2 separate regions of the Homo sapiens genome follow, and region 2 is linked to region 1. Evidence: chromatin loops called from intact Hi-C (ENCODE). Cell type or tissue: GM12878. All regions are shown on one strand. Each heading gives the region's core, and the rest is flanking DNA. Links, peaks and the distances in the headings are about the cores only.

Region 1 (11,050 bases), core at 1,713-9,712:
CCTGCAGCAGTAGGCTGTCTGGCAAGGAGGTTGCACCTGGTTGAAGGTTGAACTGGATAGTATCTATCCAATCAAAAACCCTGTGATTCTGCTCTTCAGCCCATCAGCAGATGGACATGGATTTTGTTGAAGAAAGTGATAGGATTGCCTTGGGGGCTCTGCCCTCTCCCTCCTCCAGCTCCTTTCTCTTCCCCTGACTGATGCTTCCAGGAGTCGATGCTTCCAGTATGGCAGGAAGGTAGGGGTGTTGTGTTCATTCAGATGGGTCTGTCATTCCAGAAAATAGTTCCTGCTGAGTTAATTTGCCAGCCAAGTCACCCCTGGAGGGACTTCCAGTTGCAACAATGTGACAGGTGAGATAATCTGAAAACATTCCTGCTACAAATAGAGGTGCTGACTAAAATATAACATTCTTTTAAATACAGTTGACCCTTGAGGCCACATGTGGTGGTTCATGCCTGTAATCCCAGCACTTTGGGAGGCTGAGGCAGGTAGATCACTTGAGGCCAGGAGTTTGAGACCAGCCTGGCAAACATGGCAAAAACCTGTCTCTACTAAAAATACAAAAATTAGCCGGGTGTGGTGGTGCACACCTGTAATCCCAGCTACTTGGGAGGCTGAGACACAAGAATTGCTTGAACCTGGGAGGCGAAGGCTGCAGTGAGCTGAGATCATGCTGCCGCACTCCAGCCTGGGGAACAGAGATTCTGTCTCAAAAAAAAAGAAAAAGAGAAAAGAAATACAGTTGACCCTTGAACAACACGGGTTTGAAATGCACAAGTCTACTTATACATGGGATTTTTTCAACCAAAGGTGGATTGAAAATACAGTATTCAAGGGATGCAAAATCTGCATATGTGGAGAGTCAACTTTTTGTATGTGCAGGTTCCGCAGGACTGAGTGCAGGACTTATGTGTGGATTTTGGCATATGGAAGGGGCCCTGGAGCCAATCCCACATGTATACCAAGGGACGACTGTACAAAGTAAGATTTGCAAGCAAGAAAGGGAACTGTCAGGAGCTGAACATAAAGGAGGAACTGAAAACCTGAGTGGTCAGCGTGTGAACTGGCTATGTCTTCTAGGGACTAGGAGAAGGTATGTGAGCGGATTGTTACTTTTGAAGGTTAAATGTCCACATAAGTATGAGAAATAAGACGTCAGTTCATGCCATATAGGAAGCTGGAAATGGGACTGCCTGAATAAAGATGGCACCCTGAAGGCTTCATCACTGGTGAAGAGGTGAGCTAGAAAACCGAATGTCTAATTGTCTCCCTAAACATACTTTACCCATAACCTTCCTTAGCCTAATTGCTCAGGCTAAAATCCTTAGTTTTGTACTTCATTCCTCTCTTCTCTCAGACCTCACACTGAATCTATCCAGAAATTCAGTAGGCTTTACCTTCCTCCTATATTCAAAATCTGACCATTTCTCACCACTTCTTGCCTGGATATTGCAACAGCTTCCTGTCTCCTGGCTTCTCCTTTTGCTCTCTATTTCCAGAACAGCAGCCTGGCTGAACCTTTTTTTTTTTTTTTTTCCTCATGCTGGAGAGCAGTGGCATGATCCTAGCTCACTGCATCCTCGAACTCCTGGGTTAAAACAATCCTCCCATGTCAGCCTCCAGAGTAGGTAGGATTACAAGCCACCAGGTCTAGCCCTGGTTGACCTTCTGAAATATGTTAGATCACATTACACCTCTTCTCAAATTTTTAATGGTTTCCTATTTTGCTCAGAGTGAAACCCAAGTCCTTAAAACATCCCACAAGATCCTATATAATCGTGACTTCTATGATTTCTCTACTCTTGTCTCATCTACTGTCCCCTTGCTCACTCTACTCCAGCCACATGGGCTTCCTTACTTTTCCTCCCAACATGCCAGACAGACAGCTCCTGCTTCCAGGCCTTTGCAATGGCTGTTTCCTCTGCCTAAAACATTCTTTCCCTACATGTCCACATGATTCACTTTCCTAAGTCCTTGCTTAAATGTCACTTTTTTCTTTTCTTTTTTTTTTTTGAGTCGGAGTCTCGCTGTGTCTCCCAGGCTGGAGTGCAATGGTACAATCTTGGCTCACTGCAACCTCCGCCTCCCAGCTTCAAGCGATTCTCCTGCCTCAGCCTTCCAAGTAGCTGGGATTACAGGCACGTGCCACCACACCCAGCAAACTTTTGTATTTGTAGTAGAGATGGGGTTTCACTATATTGGCCAGGCTGGTCTCTTGGCCAGGCTGGTCTCAATCACCTGACCTCGTGATCCGCCTGCCTCGGCCTCCCAAAGTGCTGGGATTACAGGCGTGAATCACCACGCCCGGCCCTTTTTTGAGACAGAGTTTCACTCTCTTGACAGGCTGGAGTGCAGTGGTGCGATCTCTGTTCACTGCAACCTCTGCCTCCTGAGTTCAAGCAATTCTCACACCTCAGCCTCCAAGTAGCTGGGATTACAGGCGCGCACCACCACGCCCAGCTAATTTTTTTTTTGTATTTTTTTTTTTTTTTTTTTTTAGTAGAGACGGGGTTTTTCACCATGTTGGCCAGGCTGGTCTCAAACTCCTGACCTCGAGTGGTCTGCCTGCATCAGCCTCCCAAAATGCTGGGATTATAGGCATGAGCCACCACACCCGGCTTTAAATGTCACATTCTGTAGCAGATGCTGTCATGCCTTGACACAGTCCCTTGCACTTGCCATTCCTGCTAATGGCTTCCTAGTGAAAGCATCTGCAACTTTCCACATAAAGGCTTTGTCTACATAGGTGTTCATCTGCTTCAGGGTAGTTCCAAATGCCAGGGAGTTAACGACACCTTTAGGAGCAACCCTCAACCAATAAATCAGTGGATTATTATCTCAACTTTCTCCCCTTTGGGTAGAACAACTCCTCTGGGCATGTTTTCCACTAAATGGAACTTTCCCAGGACTTCCCAGCATAAACACACAAATTCACACATACACGAATGGAGCCAAAGAAAAAAATAGTTGATATATTGTTTGTGGGCTTGTCAATGAAATGATAACATCTTAAAATACTTAGGCTAGGCACAGTGACTCATGACTGTAATACTGGCACTTTGAGTGGCTGAGGTAGGAGGATTGCTTGAGCCCAGAAGTTCGAGACCAGCCTGGGCAACATGGCAAAATCCCATGTCTATAAAAATAAAATAAAAAATTAGCTGGGCATGGTGGCACTCCAACCTGACAACAGAGTGAGACCCTGTCTATATATATATATGTAAATGGAATTTGAGGAGAAAAGTAAAAATAAGAAAACAAAAAAGAAGCATAAAAAAGAATATATGTATGATATATATAACATTATTTTAACAGCTTTAATTTTTTTTTAATGGGCTCAAGCAATCATCCCACTAAAAATCCTGGCTAATTTTTTTTTTTTTAACTTTCTATAGAGACAAGTTCTCACTATATTGCCCAGGTTGGTCTTGAACTCCTGGGCTCAAGTGATCCTCCTGCCTTGGCCTCCCAAAGTGCTGGGATTATAGGCATGAGCCACTGCACCTGGCCTATATTTTTAATAATATATATTATAAAAGTGTAATGAAAAGGATACAATTGAATCAGTATAGCACCCAAAGTTTCTTTCTAGAGGTCTGAGATTCAAGGTAGGACAAAAAGCTCTGGAGAGTCCCTCCTATGTTCCATTATCTTTAATCCAAAGAGCTCAGATACCTCTATTGCTATTTCCTCTGGCACTGCAGGGAAGTTCCAATCCACCTGGTCCGCACTAGTTGGGCCCAGGGAGTATCGGTCTGGGCTTGATTGTTGGTCAGTGGATTGCACTTTTATGAAGCAATACAAAATAGGGACAGATCACAGGCTTTGGGCCAGAGACACCTGAGTTTAGATTGGGATTCTGTATCTTACTGACATTTGACATTGAGTAAGTTGTCTAATTTCTCTGCCTTCCTTTCCTTGTGTATAGAACCATGATCACTGTAGGGCTTTGTGGAATGATGTGAAGTGCACAGCAGGTCCTCAACCAATTGAAACAGCCATGACAGTAACAATAACTATGAAAATAAAGATGCGAATGTACCCAGCATTATGTTTGATAGGTGATTAGCTTGTACACACACACACGCACATACATATACATGCATGCACACATACAACCAATGTTAGTCTCCCTCTCCACTCCCCAAAATGGATTTTGGATTTGAAGAGGCAGCATTTGGGCCAATATTATCTCTCTCCAATTAATGCTGACTGTCATGGCATTTTAAGACCAATCTCTGGCCGGGCACGGTGGCTCACACCTGTAATCCCAGCACTTTGGGAGGCCGAGGCAGGCGGATCACTTGACGCCAGGAGTTCGAGACCAGCCTGGCCAACATGGTAAAACCCCATCTCTACTAAAAATTTTAAAAAATTAGCTGGGTGTTACAGCTGGGTGAAACAGTGAGACCCTGTCTCAAAAAATTAAAAAAAAAAAAGGGCAAACCAATAATCTAAGGGCAAATTCTTATGCCAAACCTTATTTTAAGATTGGACTCTGGGCCAGGCACGGTGGCTCATGCCTGTAATCCCAGGACTTTGTGAGGCCAAGGTGGGCAGATCACTTGAGGTAAGGAGTTCAACACCAGCCAGGCATGGTGGTAGATGCCTCTAATCCCAGCTACTCCGAAGGCTGAGGCAGGAGAATCGCTTGAACCTGGGAAGTGGAGTTGCAGCGAGCCAAGATTGTACCACTGCACTCCAGCCTGAGCAACAAAGAAAGACTCTAAAAAAAAAAAAAAAAAAAAAAAAGACTGGGCTCTGAATAAAGTGAAAAAGAAAACGTGTTATGTACACACACACAACAAAGAAAAAGGGAGGTGCATTTTTGAGCTCTGAGACAGCTGTTCTTAACCCTGGCTGCATATTATGATCAACTGGAGTGCTTTTATAAAATCCTGATGCCTAGGCCACATGTTAGATAAATTAAATCAGAGCCTCTGGGACCTGAGCCTCAGTATGTTTTAAAAGCTCCCCAAGTGACTCTAATGTGCACACTGAGTTGAAAACACCCTTGGCCCCTGCCCCATAGAAGGAAACTTGTATATATATTTGTTCTTCACCTTTGGCATGCACTGTTTACCTGATTAATATGTTGATGAGCCGTTAACCTTAATTAGCAACTATTTCTTTTCTTCTCTTTTCTTTTCTTTTTTTTTTTTTTTTTTTTGAGATGGAGTTTCTCTTTTGTTGCCCAGGCTAGAGTGCAATGGCATGATCTCGACTTGCTGCAACCTCTGCCTCCCAGGTTCAAGCGATTCTCCTGCCTCAGCCTCCTGAGTAGCTGGGATTACAGGCATGTGCCACCACGCCTGGCTAATTTTGTGTTTTCAGTAGAGATGGGGTTTCTCCATGTTGGTCAGGCTGGTCTCAAACTCCCGACCTAAGGTGATCCGCCCGCCTCAGCCTCTCAAAGTGCTGGGATTACAGGCATGAGCCACCACACCCGGCCAATTGGCAACTATTTCATAACACGTACTCTCTTAAAAACAAGCACAGAAGCTTCTCTACTTATAACCTTTCAATTCATAAACTTCCATAGTTTCTTATTATAAAGCTCTGAATAGTCCAAGGTGATATCTGGGTGGTAGCTATGTTGTACATGCTCCACAGGTGATTCTGATTTGCAGTCAATATTGAGAGACAGGCTGGGTGCGGTAGCTCATGCCTATCATCCCGACACTTTGGGAGGCTGAGGCCAGGAGGGTCACTTGAGGCCAGAAGTTCAAGACCAGCCTGGTCAACCTAGTGAGACTCCCCGTCTCTTAAAATATATATATATTGAGAGACATTGCAATAGGTGCTCAATAAACATTTAGATGGATGACTATGGATGAATAGATGGGTGGATCACTGGACAAGGTAGAGCAGGGGTTCTCAACCTTGGTACCATGGACATTTTAGGCCAAATAATTATTTGTTGTTGGGGTAGGGGTGCTGTTCTATGTGTTAAATGGGAGGTTTAGCAGCATCTCTGGCCTTTACCCACTAGATGCCAGTAGCATCCCCCAAACCCCCTACTGTCCATTATGACAGCCAAAAATATCTCTACACGTTTCCAAATATCCCCAGGGAGCAAAATTGCCCCGATTGAGAACCACTTGGATAGATTAATGAAGAGGTAAACAGATCAATGGATGAATGGACGGACAGGTGGTTGGATAGAAGGATCGATGGATGGATGGCTGAATGGATGGATTATATAGGTTGATGGATTGATGAATGGTGGTTGGATGGGGTAGATTAGTGTTGAGTTGATGAATGAGTGGGTGGAAAAATAGATGAATGGCTACGTGGATGAGCGAGTGGGCAAGTGGATGAGTGAGTGGAAGGGTGGATGGATGAAAGATCAGGCCTCGGCCAGGCGGGGTGGCTCACTCCTATAATCCCAGCACTTCGGGAAGCCGAGGTGGGTAGATCATTTGAGGTCAGGAGTTCATGACCAGCCTGGCCAGCATAGTGAAACCCCCATCTCTACTAAAAATACAAAAATTAGCCAGGCGTGGTGGCAGGCGCCTGTAGGCTGAAGCAGGAGAATCACTTAAACCCAGGAGGCGGAGGTTGCAGTGAGCCGAGATAGTACCATTACACTCCAGCCTGAGTGACAGAGCAAGACTCTGTCTCAAAAAAGAAAAAAAAAGAAGAAAAAGAAAAAAAGGAAGATCAGGCCTCATAAACCTAACTGAATGTCTTTGATCCTGAAGTTTTGACTTTGAGGACATTCTTTGCTCTTTGTCCATAACATAGCATAACATGGAGAGTAAATATTTGGCATACAAAATAATTGGAAGGGTAAAATAGGGCTAAATTTAAAATTTCAGACCTTGACATCATGCTATGATGTCACCTTTGGTCAAATCTGATCCAGGAAAAAGCAGACTTGGTAAACCTAACTGAGATAAAATAAAACCAATTATAGCTAAAACTGACCATAGTAAGTTGTTACTAACTGAAAATTGACAAAAAAATAAAATTTCACCACAACATCAAAATATAAAAATTTGACCCAAGAAAACTAGATTTGATAGCAATAAATGCCACAAAATAAAATTCAGATTGAGAAAAGCTATAGTTATATTTAGTATAAAAATGGTCAAAGATTTAAATATTTTAAAATAAAATGTACAATAATAACCTCAATAAAATAGTGTTTAAATATTTGGGTTTTTTCAAATTATTATTTTTGAAAATAAATTTTAAATGAAAAAAATCACTTTAGTAATAATGTGTAGAAAATGTGTGAAGGGATTAAACAGACTTAGTGGAGCCTGCTCAAGAAATATTTTCCCAAATTTATCATTGTCGATATGATCCTGATTAAAATATCTGTATTTCCAAACAGAGTCAAAACATCTGGCTGGTAAAATAATAACAATAATGAGATCAGAAGTTTATCTGGGTAAGAAAAAAAAAGTTTCTCTGGGTAAAATCCAGCTATTGTCTAGCCATTGGGCCTGATGTTCAGAAACAGCTCCCTGACTTTTTTGCAGGTCATTGTTTTTCCGGTTGCTTGGATTTTTTTTTTTTTTTTTTTTTTGAGACGGAGTTTTTGCTCTTGTTGCCCAGGTTGTAGTGCAATGGCGTGATCTTGACTCACCGCAACCTCCAGCTCCTGGGTTCAAGTGATTCTCCTGCCTCAGCCTCCCGAGTAGCTGGGATTACAGGCATGCACCACCACGCCCAGCTAATTTTTTTGTGATTTTAGTAGAGACGGGGTTTCTCCATGTTGGTCAGGCTGGTCTCCAACTCCCGACCTCAGGTGATCCGCCCGCCTCAGCCTCTCAAAGTGCTGGGATTACAGGCGTGAGCCACTGCGCCTGGCCTCTTTTCTTTCTTTTTTAATGAAAATATAGGTTTCTGTAAATATAAAGATTTATAGAAGATAAGTTTGCCCAGAGTGTAGGGAAAAACTGTGAAAGACTTTAAAATGCAACAAAAGATGAAATCTGGTGTCTTCAATAGACAACAACAAGGTGGTATCTAGCAGCCCCTTCCCAATTATGGGATTTTTTTTTTTTTTTTTTTTTGAGACGGAGTCTCACTCTGTCCCCCAGGCTGGAGTGCAGTGGCACGATCTTGGCTCACTGCAGCCTCCACCTCCCAGGTTTAAGCGATTCTCATGCTTCAGCTGGGATCCCAAAGTGCTGGGATTACAGGAGTGAGCCACCGCGCCCAGCCCAGTTATGGGATTCTAAGGGGGCTCTGGCCTTTCATTGTCTTTCGAGTTATTTTCAGTCCAGTAAATTGTAGATAATGGATAGAAATGCAAATGTAATTGCCCCTAGACTTCAAATTCTCTTTCCCCACCCAACCCCTTTTTAAAAAAGGCCAGTTTTACATCTATTTGTAAATTCATTTCAGCATTCCTGACCTATATAAGTATGGTACTTTATTATTTTTTAATTTTTAAAATTGATATCTAGTAGTTGTATGTATTTTGTGGTATATGTGATATTTTGATACATGTATACAATGTATAATGATCAAATCAGGATAATTGGGATATTCATTACCTCTAACATTTATCATGTAAGTGTGGTACTTTATATTCTCCTTTGAACTTGTAAAATCTTACTGGTTCCCTCATTAATTAATGAGTTAAATAAAATTATTGGCTGGGCGCTGGTGGCTCATGCCTGTAATCCCAGCGCTTTGGGAGGCCGAAGTGGGAGGATTACTTGAGGTCAGGAGTTCAAGACCAGTCTGGCCAACATGGTGAAACTCCGTCTCTACTAAAAATACAAAAATTAGCTGGGTGGGATGGTGGCCACCTGTAATTCCAGCTACTCTGGAGGCTGAGGCAGGAGAATCACTTGAACCTGGGAGACGGAGATTGCAGTGAGCTGAGATGGCACCACTGCACTCCAGCCTGGGCGACAGAGCAAGACTCTGTCTCAAAAAAAATAAATAAAAATAAAATAAATAAATAATAATAAATAAAATATTTGCTACATATTCATTTTAACATATGTATGTCAGTCACAATGACAACTTGTTTGAAAAGTTATCCTTTAATAAAAAATACACAGGCATTATTTTTCACTGTTGGAGACAGCATCAATTGGTTCATGTTTTCTGGAGAACAATTAAGTAGTGTATCACCAGAGGCTTGAAAATGTATATATTGGGCCTGGTGCAGTGGCTCATGCCTGTAATCCCAGCACTTTGGGAGGCCGAGCCTGGTGGATCACGAGATCAGGAGATCGAGACCATCCTGGCTAACACGATGAAACCCCATCTCTATTAAAAATACAAAAAATTAGCCAGGGGTGGTGGCATGCACCTGTAGTCCCAGCTACTCAGGAGGCTGAGGCAGGAGAATTGCTTGAACCTGGAGGCAGAGTTTGCAGTGAGCCAAGATCGTGACACTGCATTCCAGCCTGGGTGACAGAGCCAGACTCCGTCTCAAAAAAAAAAAAAAAAACCAAAAAATGTATATATTGGTACATACTTTAGTACACACTTTTTGGATAAAACTTGGCAATACCTTTCAGAATTTTAATTGTCTATACTAGTGGTGTTTCATAAACACATTTTGTTCAAATGTAAATTTTTAATAGTTTTATATTATTCAGATCCCACTGCCGGGTGCAGTGGCTCATGCCTATAATCCCAACACTTTGGGAGGCCAAGGCGGGCGGATCACTTGAGGTGAGGAGTTCAAGACCAGCCTGGCCAACATGGTGAAACTCCGTCTCTACCAAAAATATAAAAAATTAGCCAGGTGTGGTGGCATGTGCCTGTAATCCCAGTTACTCGGGAGGCTGAGGCAGGAGAATTGCTTGAACCCCAGAGGCGGATGTTGCAATGAGCCAAGATCGTGCCACTGCACTCCAGCCTACGTGATAGAGGGAGACTCCATCTACAAAAAAAAAAAAAAAAGAAAAGAAAAGAAACTAGTGGTGGCTTATGCCTGTAATCCCAGCACTTTGGGAGGCAGAGGCAGAAGGATTGTTTGAAGCCAGGAGTTCAAGACTAGCCTGAACAACATAGCGAGACCTTGTCTCTCCAGAAATTTTAAAAATAAGAAATTAGCCAGATGCGGTGGCACACACCTGTGATCCTAGCTACTCAGGAGGCTGAGGTGGGAGAATAGCTTGAGCCCAGGAATTCGAGCCCAGCCTGAGCAACATAGAGAGACCCCATTTCTACAAAGTAAAAAGGAATATTAACTCTCCAAAACGCCCCCTGAAAAAACATGTTTGTTAAGTAAAGCTAATTTTATTAAACTTAAGGAGAACACCAATATGAGAAAGTTGTAATTGTTTTTCAGAAGGGGAGAGTTGGGAGGATATTTTTAGGGTTTTAGGGCCTTAACTTGGATATTTTCAGGAGGGTCTTGCAAAGCAGGAAACTGAGATTAGGCAGAATTTATGATATAATAATTTTGGATTGATGGGCACAGTGAGGCAAAAGTCTTTAAGCAGGTCTTGGTGACTTAGCTTTTAGTTTTTTGCTTTTTTTGAGACAGGGTCTCACTCTTGCCCGGGCTGGAGTACAGTGGTGTGAGCCTCAACATCCTGGGCTCGAGTGATTCTCCCACCTCAGCCTCCTGAGTAGCTGGGGCTGCAGGTGCGTGCCACCAAGCCCAGCTAATTTTTGTATCTTTTGTAGAGACGGGGTTTCACCATGTTGTTCAGGCTGGTCTCAAGCAATCTGCCTGCCTCAGCCTCCCAAAGTGCTGGGACTACAGGCATGAGCCACCACACCTAGTCAGCTTCTAGTTTTTATAAATATGCTCTTTTTGCTAGTTCACAGTCTTATCTTCCAGGAACAAGTTTGTTTGTTGTTGTTGTTGTTGTTTTTGAGACAGAGTCTCACTCTTTCGCCCAGGCTGAGGTGCAGTGGCACCATATCAGCTCACTGCAACCTCCGTTTCCTGGGTTCAAGCAGTTCTCCTGCCTCAGCCTCCAGAGTAGCTTGGATTACAGGAGCCCACCACCATGCCCGGATAATTTTTATATTTTTAGTTGAGACAGGGTTTCACCATGTTGGCCAGGCTGGTCTTGAACTCCTGACCTCAGGTGATCCGCCTGCCTCGGCCTCC
Region 2 (8,000 bases), core at 1-8,000, 140 kb after region 1:
AAGAGCAAGATATAATAACAACAACATAGTTAAGTGAAAGATCCAGTTTGTTGTTAAAACCAGAGTTTTAAAAAGATGGGAAGTCATATAAAATTTGAACTGTGGGGTCTAAAGAATTGGTAAAGATCTGAATTCTGCATAACAAGAGTATGAACATTTTGAGGAATCTTTTAAATAAGTGTTTTAAAAGATCTAAGTAAAGGTTCATTGGCAGCATTATTAGTGGAGTTACGATGTCTTTACCTTTCTATGAAATTAATAAAATTTTCTAACTTTCTAATTTGTAATATAATCCCAGAGTCTTTTATTTAATAAAACACTTTTAAAAACAAACAAAAAGGAATGGGCAGATAAGTACTTGTTCTTGCCTCTGTCCTTCTCCCAGGAGATTTGGCTTGAGGAAATTGAGGAAGCCTTGGGGTTTCTGTGGAACTACATTGAGGAATACTTCAGAAAAAATTCTTGGATTTCAAAATGGGGGAGGTTGTCTAAGAATGAGGAGGGGATCTCTCTTTGCTAGACAGCTGTTTATCAAAAGCTGAAGAGATGTCTGCATTTTTGTGTGTATGACAGACATCATTTAAATATGTTGTTACATAGCTGCTAAGTGTATATCACAGACACTTGGTAAACTTTTTAAGAAAAGATACCCAGGATTGGTCCAGTAGTGTATATGTTTAAAAAGCTACCCAGGTTTAGGAACTACTGGTAGAGAATATTAATCAGTCCTATTTGATGTTGTGATTCTTGCTGATCAGTCTTATTAAAAGTTTTTCTTTCTTAAGGAAAACAATATTATGATTTTTAAATATGCTTGTGTTTACAGAGATGTAGTTCTTAATAAAGCAGTAGCAAAACTGCACTACTCTTGCAGAAATAATCTGAGTCCCATCCAGAAATTGAAAAAGTCAACTGTAGGCCAGGCGCTGTGGCTCAATGCCTGTAATCCCAGCAGTTTGGGAGGCTGAGGCAGGTGGATCACCTAAGGTCAGGAGTTCAAGACCAGCCTGACCAACATGGAGAAACCCCATCTCTACTAAAAAAAAAAAAAAAAGCTGTGCATGGTGGTGCATCCCTGTAATCCCAGCTCCTCGGGAGGCTGAGGCAGGAGAATCGCTTAAACCAGGGAGCCAGAGATTGCAGTGACCAAGATCACATCATTGCACTCCAGCCTGGGCAACAAGAGCGAAACTCCATCTCAAAAAAAAAACAAAATCAACTGTAGCCAGGTGTGGTGGCTCATGCTGGTAATCCCAGCATTTTGGGAGGCCGAGGTGGGTGGATCACTTGAGGTCAGGAGTTTGAGACCAGCCTGGCCAACATGGTGAAACCCTGTCTCTACTAAAAATACAAAAGATTAGCCAGGCGTGGCAGCTAGCGCCTGTACTCCCAGCTACTTGGGAGGCTGAGACAGGAGAATTGCTTGAACCCAGGAGGCAGAGGTTGCAGTGAGCCAAGATCATGCCATTGCATTCCAGCCTGGGTGACAGAGTGAGACTCTGTCTCAAAAAAAAAAAAAAAAGTCAACTGTACAAAGTGATGTAATTTTTTTTTATGTTTAATCAGATTATAAAGACTTTGGAACACTTGCCCATTCCTACTAAAAATATGTTGGAGGAAAGCAAAGTACTTCCAATTATTCAACGCTGGTCTCAGACTAAGACTGCTGTCCCTCCGTTGAGTGAAGGAGATGGGTATTCTAGTGAGAATACATCGCGTGCTCATACACCACTCAACACACCTGATCCTTCCACCAAGCTGAGCACAGAAGCTGACACAGACACTCCCAAGAAACTAATGTTTCGCAGACTGAAAATTATAAGTGAAAATAGCATGGACAGTGCAATCTCTGATGCAACCAGTGAGCTAGAAGGCAAGGATGGCAAAGAGGATCTTGATCAATTAGAAAATGTCCCTGTAGAGGAAGAGGAAGAATTGCAGTCACAACAGCTACTCCCACAACAGCTGCCTGAATGCAAAGTTGATAGTGAAACCAACATAGAAGCTAGTAAGCTACCTACATCTGAACCAGAAGCTGACGCTGAAATAGAGCCCAAAGAGAGCAACGGCACAAAACTAGAAGAACCTATTAATGAAGAAACACCATCCCAAGATGAAGAGGAGGGTGTGTCTGATGTGGAGAGTGAAAGGAGCCAAGAACAGCCAGATAAAACAGTGGATATAAGTGATTTGGCCACCAAACTCCTGGACAGTTGGAAAGACCTAAAGGTAAGGAAGCATCTTTTGTTCATTTCAACTTGAATTACTCAGGTTTAGAGTTCTACAAACCTAAGCAAAATTAACTACTTTTTTTAGCCATGCATATTTCTGAAAAATGGAATACTGTCTCTCTTACTGTTTTATTTATAAGTGTCTCAAACATCCTCTAAACCGTGGCAAGAGTCATATTAGCCAAACTAATATACAAATGTCTTCTTTTCTGTCACTTAGAAAAGTACATCACAATAGTGAGTTCAGTCATTTAAGTGCTCTTCACATTAAAAACAAAAATCCTTTGAGGAGCAAACTTAGGATTCTATTTGTAATGAGAAAAAATTAGTGTTTAAATTTATTGGAAATCAGTTGTATTAATGGAAAATTAAAAATAATTGGAAAACTAAGATAATTTAGCAGCTTACTAAAAATGATTGAATGTAAATTTTTATTTTAGAAAAACAACTTTATGGAACTAGTTCGTATTCACTTCTATTATTGTTTCTGAAATGGGCCTGCTTTTAAATGCCTATTTCTTTGGACAAAAGAGGAAAAATAGATCTGGAACTCTTATGCCTATTACATACATAATCTCTTGTTGAAGAATGTAGCAAGATGTGCAGGGTTTGCTTTGCAGAAAACCCAGACTGAGTCTTGGATAAACACAAGAATGAATAACAGGATAAACCTAGGAGAGGTGTGGTACATTTCATTTGTAAGTGATCTGGACTTGGGATCCACGTCTTGAGGACCCTGTGGGAACAGGTTACTTAACTAGCTTCTATTTTTCTGTTCCTCCTTTCTTCTGCCGGAGATGAAGCAACCAAATAAACCAGCAATCCTGACTCTTTGCAGCAAGATGAACACCTGAATCCTCCCTGCCCCTAATTATGATGACAAAGCTCACTCCATTAGATCCTGTGATTTGACCCAATGAAACTGGCCTTAAACACTGAGCAAAATGAGTAGTTGGTGGTTGTGTACTATGCTTCCTCATTTGCTGTGTTGAGACCCTTCTTTAAGTATGTTGTGGTTTCAGCTTTTGTTTACCCATTTGAGCTCTTACTCATGTTACTTTCATCACTTACAATTCAGTATAAAGTCAGCCTTATTATGTCTTAGGAAATCAGGCCTTTTTCTAAATATGAAAGGAAGAGTTCGTAGTAAATTTACTTATGAAGTCAGTATGTGAACTGCAGGAATCAGAATTGCAGTTAATTGAAAGAAGTGCTGGGATAGTCACTTGATGGATTTTTATTTAAGGCCTGCTTTGTGACAGCACAGGAGTCCCTAAAAGGAGTCCCTCTTGTGTTTGGAGGCTGCTAGTGGAGCCTGTAAAGAAGCTCAGTTAAGAAGGTGGAGATGAAGACAAGTACACAAATGGACACAGAAAAGGCCTTTATAGCTGTACTTTTATGGAAGGAAGAATAAGTAGGGTTGTAGACCAGTAGTTTACTTTTGCCGGAGAAGTCTCTGGTTGATGTTATTTTTTAAAACTGCTAAGAAGTAATCATTGTAAAGCTATCTTAAAATCTGGAAAAAGTAAATATTCTTGTTTCTTCGTATGATAGTGGGTTTCTGTAATTGTGATGGTATGAATTACTCTCTAGGATATACTTAACCCAATTAGATGTAACCATGGTAATTTAAACTCACACTCTGGACACACATTTGAGTCCTACAAAATTATTTCTTCCCCTTCTTCTTATCTTCCCCACTCCTATCTGAAACATCAAAGCAATTTTATATGTAGCTTGATGATCCTCTTGATTTGAGGTTTAAAACTTTATTTGTACTTAAAATATATCCTTCTTATCCTTCATACTTTGGATTTTTCCTGATTCTTAGTGTCAAGGGAGCCGTTAAGTAAAATTCTCCTCTCTTCTTCAAACTTTAGTTTGCTCTGGAATCATTACCCATCTAGAATTGTATTACTGAGAAATGTTTTTACTTGACTGTGAACTGTGATGTTTTGTTATACATTGGTGCTGGGGTTCTTAATTCATCCATCATTCTAATTAACATTTACTATGGCTCTGTTTTCAAAACTCTGATTATGGTGGTTCTTAAAAAAACCAGACAAACATAGATAGCATTTAACCAGAAGTCTGAAATCAGGAATCCATAATTTGAACATGTTTTAGAGAAACACATTGACATGATGTGATTACTGTATATCCATACGATCCCGGCATTGAAAGAGTTAACTACTTCTGTCTGACTTCCACCTATGTGTTCGAGTAGACATTGGCTGAAAAGAAAATGTCTTATTCAACCAACCTTTATTAGGCACCTATTGTCAAACACTGTGTTAGTTGCTGATCTTTAATTCCAAGATCGTACTAAAAAGCATTGGTCTAAGATTGTGGTTATGTGGTTATGGCCATTTCAAGTCTCCCCAGCCAACCGGGGGCCACCATAACATTGGTGGACATGTGTTCCGCTTGGCTTTTCTACACACTGGATGGAGTGAAGAACAGAAAGGGATTGCTTCAGATTCCTTAATCTTGGTTTTGCTGTGATGGCAGACTATAGGAATCATCAGTAAATGAAAGAGGGTGGGAGGGAAGGGAATGAAGCTTCATGAATTACTCTTTGTCCTCCCAGATCTGATGATGATCCCCCTTGTAACTTGAACCATTTCCATCTAGCTTCTCAGGGCAGCAAGGAGCTTGTTAACATCACCAGCTGACCATGTGTCTCCTTTTCTCAACTCCATTTCCAACTTCGTGCTGAAGAAAAACGAGAACCTAGCGTGCATTCTGTGAAGAAACAGGAAGATGGTTGGGAAGTTGGATGATGCATGAAAAATATAATAGGTGAAAAGAGGACAGAGGTGGTTAACTCACTGGCGCCGGCGTTATTTTGGTGCGTCCATTGCCGACAATGGATGTCGTTCCGGGAAAATCCCTACTCCTGGCGAGAAAGGATTAAGTGAGCTACTTTTTCTATACCTATATACACAGGACCACTGCCTTGACTCCACAAGGCTTACACATTTTGACTCCTAAAGTAGACCTCAACCAGAAACATCACCTAGCACATTGCCACTTGTGAGCATGTATTCATTTTCATGTGAAAATTTACTAGGCTACATTTTCAGCAGGGATATGTGCATATATTTCTGTTTGCAGAAGAAATTGTTGCATATCACCCTTCATGCTGAAAATATACCCTAGACTTCATAGGGCAAAACAGCTGGTTACCAGTGGTGACTAAGTGTAACTTGACTGGAATATCTTCATTCATTTGGATCATAAGAAGAGGAGGTAAGGTTCCTGTGAACTTGGCAATTTCATTTGCCATTAAACACCGAGAGATTGTAATGGTTAGTGATTCCAGAGCCTCTCTTATAAACACTTAGATTATAGGATGTGCATTTCTCCTTAGAATGAAGTCTGGGTATTTCCATTTGCATCTGGATTTAGATGATTTAGGGACAAAATTACCTACATGTGATAAGTTGAACTCTTCCTAATGACTATTCTTATTCTTCTCTTATTTCATCTTTATCTCAAGACATTATCTTTAATTCAGCAAATCAAGTATTTCCCTAGAAAGCTATGTATTAAAACTCTCTATGAAAAGTTAAAATAAAACATAGAGTTGCCTAAACTGAGAAGTTTTGAGTCACTGTTTGGAATTTCACTCCCTCGCTAATATTGTATGTGAAATCTGCTGTGCAACATTTGAAAATGAAATTATGTTTCCTGGATTTCTGTGATAATTTTTGAATTCTTACTAGAGTAAGATTATTCTGTATCCATAAGGATTAATATTACTTATCCTTTAACAAAATTAGAATTGCCCCTAAAGAATGCTGTTTTAGCTACAGCAACATTGAAATTTTTAAATAAATGTCTCGTTTGGTAGAAGGCAAAAATGGTCTAAAATTTATTGGTCCATTTTTTAACCAAATACTTTCATCTAAATCAAGGGTTGGCCAAATCTGCCCCACTGTCTGTTTTTGTAAATAAAATTTTCTTTGAAACACAGCCATGTTCATTCATTTATGTACTATCATCTGTGGCTGCTTTTGTACTTCAGTGGTAGAGTTGAGTAGTTGTGAGAAAGACTGGATGGCTCACAAAGCCTAAAATATTTACTATCTTGTCCTTTACAGAAAAAGTTTGCCAACATCTGATCTAAAAGATAAAGTGCAGAATCTGGCTGCTCTAAACATTCTGGTTTTGAATGAAGTCATTTTCACTTTACTCTTTTGGGTGAGCTCTTAATTCTGTTTCCCTAAAGACATAATGATCATGTTTCTATTGCTGCCCATGAAATTAGTTTTTTTAAAAAAGTCTTGATGCTGTTTAGGAAGTGATTTGGTTGTACAACTATCTTGAGAGGTGGGAGGGTGTATACATTATAGAATTTCCAAGCTAGAAGTGATCATTAAGGAATATTGTTATTCCCTTAGGACTGTGACCAAGTCAGAAACTTGAGACTGTTTTAGTATAGATGTAGGCAGTATAATTTAAGTCTTATAGTAACCATAATGAAAACACATACATTTTCCTTCTTAATACTTTAAACTTTTAATTATGATATAATTTCAGGCTCAATGAAAAACTGCAAGAACAGCATTCTGTACATATTCTACATGTTACACACATTCTAGTGACGAGTCTAGAGAAAATTCAGTGAAAAATTCCTCTAAACTTTTCACTGAGATTCCCCAGTGTTAACATTTTACCTTATTTTTTTTATTGTTTTCTGTTTCTGAACTTTAAAAAAGTAAGTTACAGCAGAGGTGGGCAGATCATTTGAGCCCAGGAGTTCAAGACCAGCCTGGGCAACAAAGCAAAACCCTGTCTCTACAAAAACTAAAAAATTAGCGAGGCATGGTGGCACATGCCTGTAGTCCCAGCCACTTGGGAGGCTGAGGTGGGAGGATTGCTTGAGCCCAGGAGGTTGAGGCTGCAGTGATCCATGATGGTGTCACTGCACTCCAGCCTGGATGACAGAGTGAGACTTTGTGTAAAAAAAAACAAAACAAAACAACAACAACTAAGTTATAGATATGATGCCCCTGGATATTGTGTATTTCCTAAAACCAAGGATATTCTTCTGTGTAACTTTAGTGTACTTACCAAAATCAGCAAATCACAGTGATAAAATACTATGATCTAATCAGCAGACCTCTTTCAGATTTTGCCAGTTGTTCACATAATGGCCTTTATAGCAAAAAAAAAAAAAAAAAAAAAAAAAAGGCTGAGAATCTAATATGGGAGCACACATTAATTGAGTTGTATGTCTCCTTAGTATCCTTTACTCTGAAATAGTTCTTCGGTCTGCCTTTATTTTTTATAAAGTTCACATTTTAAAGTATTTTTGAATTTTTGTAGAATACCCCGCAGTTGGGTTTGTCTGAAACTTTCCTTTGCTTGGATTCAGGTATACATTTTTTTGGTCAGGAATATTACAGTAGTGTTCTTCTCATGGTACTGAATTGTCCCATTACTAGCATTGTCAACTTTTATCACTCGATTAAGCAGTAGTCTGCCAGACTTTTCCAGTGTAAAGTTACGATTTTTCCCTTTATAATTAAAAAGCATCACATATGAGCAACTTTGGAAATATGTAAATACCCTATTTTTCATAAAATGTATCCATTAGATTTAGCATCCAGTGATTTGCTTGAATTACTTACTGTGGTGGTTGCCAAATGGTGATTTTCTAATTCATTATTCCTTTTACTTTGTTTATTGGACATTCTTTTTTAAGCAAGAAGTTTACTTGTTCTCCTATTTGTTCATTCATTGATTTATACTATTTTACTC

The links. A loop is a pair of places that touch in the nucleus more often than their neighbours do. Peaks named below come from ENCODE experiments on the same cell type or tissue, not always from the same donor. Only the 100,000 strongest peaks of a DNase experiment are listed, where the experiment ranks them.
Region 2: a loop joins it to region 1, with 2.2 times the contacts of the local background. A loop is called at or near these places in 1 of 110 quality-filtered maps.

The regions. Positions count from the first base shown.
Region 1 is chr3:47,215,828-47,226,877 of GRCh38, reverse strand. All of the region lies in intron 2 of KIF9-AS1 (KIF9 antisense RNA 1), which reads right to left. Among named protein-coding and RNA genes, the nearest start is that of SNORD13J, 29 kb to the left of the region's middle. In GM12878, for the core only: a CTCF peak has its summit at 5,988 (motif pointing right); no DNase peak of the experiment used is centred there.
Region 2 is chr3:47,077,949-47,085,948 of GRCh38, reverse strand. It overlaps SETD2 (SET domain containing 2, histone lysine methyltransferase), which reads left to right. Exons shown (of 21, transcript NM_014159.7): 12 at 1,567-2,229. Among named protein-coding and RNA genes, the nearest start is that of SETD2, 82 kb to the left of the region's middle. RefSeq lists enhancers at 1,672-1,811, 1,696-2,197. In GM12878, for the core only: no CTCF peak of the experiment used is centred there; DNase peaks (open chromatin) are centred at 1,958 and 3,188; H3K27ac peaks cover 796 bases.